2 separate regions of the Homo sapiens genome follow, and region 2 is linked to region 1. The links are chromatin loops, found by intact Hi-C in ENCODE. Cell type or tissue: OCI-LY7. All regions are shown on one strand. Region 1 overlaps KYAT1-SPOUT1 (KYAT1-SPOUT1 readthrough). Region 2 holds the start of LOC101929314 (a long non-coding RNA gene).

What was found. Peaks named below come from ENCODE experiments on the same cell type or tissue, not always from the same donor. Only the 100,000 strongest peaks of a DNase experiment are listed, where the experiment ranks them.
Region 2: a loop joins it to region 1, with 4 times the contacts of the local background. A loop is called at or near these places in 11 of 110 quality-filtered maps.

What each region holds. Positions count from the first base shown.
Region 1 is chr9:128,862,378-128,864,877 of GRCh38, reverse strand. The region is part of intron 1 of KYAT1-SPOUT1 (KYAT1-SPOUT1 readthrough); the gene reads left to right. All of the region lies in intron 1 of KYAT1 (kynurenine aminotransferase 1), which reads left to right. Among named protein-coding and RNA genes, the nearest start is that of KYAT1, 18 kb to the left of the region's middle. RefSeq lists an enhancer at 994-1,288. In OCI-LY7, CTCF peaks have their summits at 934 and 1,135 (motif pointing left); a DNase peak (open chromatin) is centred at 1,087.
Region 2 is chr9:129,005,648-129,008,147 of GRCh38, reverse strand. It overlaps NUP188 (nucleoporin 188), which reads right to left. Exons shown (of 44, transcript NM_015354.3): 41 at 2,372-2,500; 42 at 2,025-2,098; 43 at 1,780-1,909; 44 at 1,052-1,646. The coding sequence ends at 1,470. It overlaps SH3GLB2 (SH3 domain containing GRB2 like, endophilin B2), which reads left to right. Exons shown (of 11, transcript NM_020145.4): 11 at 1-1,112. LOC101929314 (a long non-coding RNA gene) reads left to right here and starts at 1,585. Exons shown (of 4, transcript XR_007061810.1): 1 at 1,585-1,668. RefSeq lists enhancers at 924-1,073, 1,294-1,363, 1,484-1,543. In OCI-LY7, CTCF peaks have their summits at 991 and 1,202 (motif pointing left); a DNase peak (open chromatin) is centred at 1,217.

The sequences.
Region 1 (2,500 bases):
CAGCACTTTGGGAGGCCTAGGCAGGCGGATCACTTGAGGTCAGGAGTTCTAGACCAGCCTGGTCAACATGGTGAAACCCTGTCTCTACTAAAAATACAAAGATTAGCTGGACATGGTGGTGCACAACTGTAGTCCCAGCTACTCGGGAGGCTGAGGCACAAGAATCACTTGAACATGGGAGGCGGAGGTTGCAGAGAGCTGAGATCGCGCTGCTGCACTTCAGCCTGGGCGACAGAGCACGACTTTGTCCCCCAAAAAATAAGTAAATAAATAATAAAAGTGATGGGACCTGATTTCAAGTAGTCAAAATCGCAGAGACAGCAAATGGGCTGGGCTATGGGCCAGAGGGTAAAGGGATGTAATTGTTTAATGGGTACAGAGTTGTCAGTTTTACAAGATGAAAACAGTTCCCAAAACTGTATACCTGTACATAGTTAAGATGGTAAAGTTTATGATATGTGTATTTTACCAAAATTTTTTAAATGAAAAACTTTTTTTTTTTTTTTTTTTTTGAGACAGAGTCTCGCTCTGTCGCCCAGGCTGGAGTGCAATGGCGCAATCTCGGCTCACTACAATCTTCGCCTCCCGGGTTCACAACATTCTCCTGCCTCAGCCTTCCAAGCAGCTGGGACTATAGGCACCCGCCACCATGCCTGGCTAATTTTTTTTTCGTATTTTTAGTAGAGACGGGGTTTCACTGTGTTAGCCAGGACAGTCTCGATCTCCTGACATTGTGATCCACCTGCCTCGGCCTCCCAAAGTGCTGGGATTACAGGTGTGAGCCACCGCGCCCGGCCTGAAAAACATTTTTAAGTGGTGGGACGTGTAGGGCTCCACGGGGCACCTAGCACAGGAAAGCGTGTGGTAAATAAAAGGTGACTGCCAGGGCTGTTGAGGAGCTGACTAGGGAAGGCCTGCTTCCTAGAAAAGGGGTGAGGCGCAGGGCATTGGAGGGAGGTGTGCCTGGGAGGTCAGGAGTCCTGCCTTATGCGGGAACCTGGAGCAGCACCCTCCCTGCTTTGGGCCTCCTCTGTGAAGTGAGGCGTAGTCCCCTCCTGGGGCCAGCAGGTTGCTCTGTGACCTGGGCCAGCAACCTCAAAGCCACGAGGGGCCTGGCTCCTTGCGCCCCCTGCTGGCCGACTCGGGAATAACACACCCACAAGCCCCCAAGTTGCTCCCAACCAACCTGGCCAAGTTGCTGGGTTAAGGCAGCCTACGTGCCCCCTGTACCCTTCTGCTCTTGGCTGAGAACCCCTTATGGCTTCTCCCTCCCTCCCTCCCTCCTAAGTTCCTGGAACCTACCTTCACCACACCCATAAGCTCACAGACACAGACACAGAGATGTGTGCACATGCTCAGGTGCAAGCTCTTGTATTTGGATCCTTTTGTTGTTTTGGTTTTTTTTTTTGTAGAGAAAGGGTGTTGTTATGTTGCCCAGGCTAGTCTTGAACTTCTGAGCTCAAGCGATCTGCCCACCTCAGCCTCCCAAAATGCTGGGATTACAGGTGTGAGCCACCATGCCCAGCCTCCATGAATTATTATTATTTATTTCATGCATAGAAAATTGATGTTCAGAGAGGTAAAATGGCTTGCCTCATGTCACACTGCCAAGGTCATCAAAGCCTGTGTTCTAATCCTTCCCCCGTCTCTCAGCACTGCCCTCCTCCTTGTGTGTCTACTTGGGGCCTGATCCTGGGTGTGGTAATAGAACAGACCTACCCTGTGGAGGGTGCAACATAACATTCACTTCTGGCCGGGCATGGTGGCTCATGCCTGTAATCTCAGCACTTTGGGAGGCCGAGGCGGGCGGATCATGAGGTCAGGAGTTCAAGACCATCCTGGCCAACATGGTGAAACCCCATCTCTACTAAAGACACACAAAAAAATTAGCCGGGCATGGTAGCGCGCGTCTGTAATCCCAGCCACTCGGGAGGCTGAGGCATGAGAATCACTTGAACCTGGGAGGCGGAGGTTGCAGGGAGCCGAGATCATGCCATTGCACTCCATCCTGGGTGATAAAAAGATAGGGCGAGACTCTGTGTCAAAAAACAAACAAACCAACATTGACTCCTATGCCCAGTCTTACCCGGCCACACATAGGCCCGATGCACTGCCAGTCCCCTGCAATGGAAGCCGATCCTGGTTTCCAGCCCCACCCCCAAGGCTGCAAGATTGTTTAAGCATATCCGTGTGCAGCACAGGTGCCACCCAGCTTCTTGACCCCCATGGAGCCAGTGATCTGGACACACAGAAGGCACCGCCTTTCCTGAGAACTGGCAGTGCCCAGAGAAGGCAAGGGGCCAAGGCTGGGGCAGGGCAGAGAAGAGGGCCACAGCTGGGATCTGTTTCTCCTGAGTTTCTGCCCTGTGCTGGCACCAGGTGTACAATCTGCTATAAGGCCTGCAGGAGCTCAATGTAAGTGTTGTTATTTTAGTATGTTAGGAATTTCCTCACCTGTTAATGAGGGTGAGGATAGCACTTGCTTTACAGAGTTGTTGAA
Region 2 (2,500 bases), 140 kb before region 1:
AAGCCAAGTCCAGCGGCCGCAGTCTTCACCTCTCCACACTCACTTTTTATCTGGTGTTTTTACTTCTGCCTGCGTTTGCTCTCTAGCCAATAAACCGTCCTTGTGTGCGAGTCACCTGGGCTCCTGTCAGGGCCTGGCCCTGAGGGTGGTAAAGGGAAAGGTAGACTCACCCTCTGCCCCACTCTTCCACAGAGTGAGCAGGGGCCCTGTGGCTGCCCCGGCCCCCAGCTCTCTAGTTGGGAAGAAGTGCAGCCCTCCCTGTCTTCTGCGGGGCCTGTGCCTCTCAGAGGGCAGTGCTGTTCCTGGACATGAAGCCGCACAAGGAACGTTTTATTCCTAAGAAAAAGTTTCCTAAATTTGGATTGTGGAGCGGACTGTAGAATGCGTCTGACAGTTCAGTTCAAGCACAAGAAGTGGGTAGCGGTCAGTGCTGTCTGCAGGTCGGGCGTTTCACCCAGCATGTGCCCCCGTGCCATGGGTTCTCATGCCGTCCTCAGTGTCCACATTTCACAGATGAGATCAGCAAGACAGTCAGCTCCTCAAGGGACCACAGTTGGCAAGTGGCCAAGCAGGGACTGAAGCCCAGGCAGCCTGATTCTAGAAACCCTAAGTGATGTCTGTGTTTTAGATGGCCCCTAGCAGGACCTAGCATTCTGACTTCAGTCCTGAGAAGGCCAACAGCCAGTAGGCCCCACTGTTGGGGCTTCTGAAGAGGGGATCGGGGGATGACGGGGGCACGGGGCTATAAATAGGAAGGCACAGAGCTTCAAGAAAGGCTCACCCAGGGATGAGCTCAGCCCACTGGGCCAATGAAAGCAGGGTCAAGGACAGGACCAGCGCAGGCCAAGGAAGGGAATATCTGACAGCGCCCACCCAGCCAAACCCTCAGCCCAAGGACAGGAATGAGGAGATGCTGGTGAACTAGCCATCCATCAGTACCTGCCTTCCCCCGAGGCTGCAGCCCCACTCCCAGGCGCCTGGCCAGGGGAGTTTTCTAGGTTCTGAGAGCCACGTTGTCATCCCTGGGCTTTGAAGTTAAACATCACACAGCTGTCTATAAACAAGATTTTAATATCTGTATAAATAGACCACAGAATTACCAAAACTGCAAAGACAGAGTGTGGAAAACAGGTTTGAAACCCGTGCATAGAGCCCTCTGCTGGGCTGCCGCCTCTCCCCTGGCCGGCAGTGCTGTGGGGAATGCTGGAAAGGAAGGAAAGTTCCTCTAGGGGGCGTCTGCAGCGTGAGGACCTGAGCACAGAAGACTCGGCTCCCCATGCCTGCTGTTGACCTCTTCATCTAGTATAAAAATAACGTCAGTGGGTGGTGGCTGGAGTCGTGGCTACTCCGGGAGGGGGGTGACAGGAGGTGCCCTCCATTGTATAGGCCCTAGCAGCCAGCAGCACCCCTGCCAGCCAGGGTGCAGTGTAGGCTGGTGGAGAGGGGTAGGTGGGCAGAACAGCACTGCCCTATCTTTGCATATGCCGGACAAACGCCTGCACCAACTGGATCAGAGGCTCCTGACTCTCAGGGCTGGCTTTGGAGAGAGAGGTGGACTTGCCCTGCGGCGAGGGGAGGACACCAGTGGCAGGGGAGCTGGGGGCTCCCCGGCGGAAGTAGCGCGAGAGGCTGGACAGCAGCGTGCTCTACAAGAAAAAAAGTGGCTTGGTGAGGCTCAGCACATCTGGCTACTGTTCTGACCCTTGGGGGTTGCCAGGCAGGACCCCACAGGGCTCTGGCCCTATTGGTCCAGCCCTCCGTATCCCTATCCATCCGTACCAACTCAGAGCTGAGCTCCTGCTTCATCCGCTGTTTGTCCCGGGGGTGCACAGCCGGGTCCCTAAGGTACCGCATCGCCTGAGAGATGAGCAGGTAGAAGCAGTTTTCCATGGTAAACATCAGGAGGGACCTGGGAGGAGACACAGGTTTTTGGTACTGCTGCAGAGGGCCAGGCTGGCCAAGCTTGAGAACAGTGGGCCCATGACTGCCCCAGCCCCTTATCAAATCCCAGAAAGAGCACTTACTTTAACGTCCTGGTCCCTTCTGCCTGTGTGCTGAGCCCCACTGCCTGGGTGAGGGGCTCCTTTTTCTTGTCCAGCTGAAGAGAAGCAAGGGTAAAAAACTAAGACAACAGGAACAGCTCCCACTTACTGAGAGCTTCCTACTTGCATGTCCTGCACTAAGCAAATTTAATCAGTTACCTCATTTAATCCTCACAGTAATTCTCAGAGGTGCTGTCATGTTCAGTTTACAGAGAGGAGCAGGCTTGGGAGGCTAGGTACCATGCCCAACATGCCCAAGGTCAGCTGGGAAGTGGCAGGCAGGGGGAGGAGCCGGGGGGAGAGGACAGTGTCTGACAGAACCAACTTACCTCTCCAAGCATGTTGAGGGCCACATTCACTGTGGCCAGAAGGGTCCCGAAGGAGGGGGCCACTTCGGAGTCAAAGGTGGGAGTGGTAAAGCTCAGGGCAAACAGGAAGTTGTATTCAGCAAGGTCCAG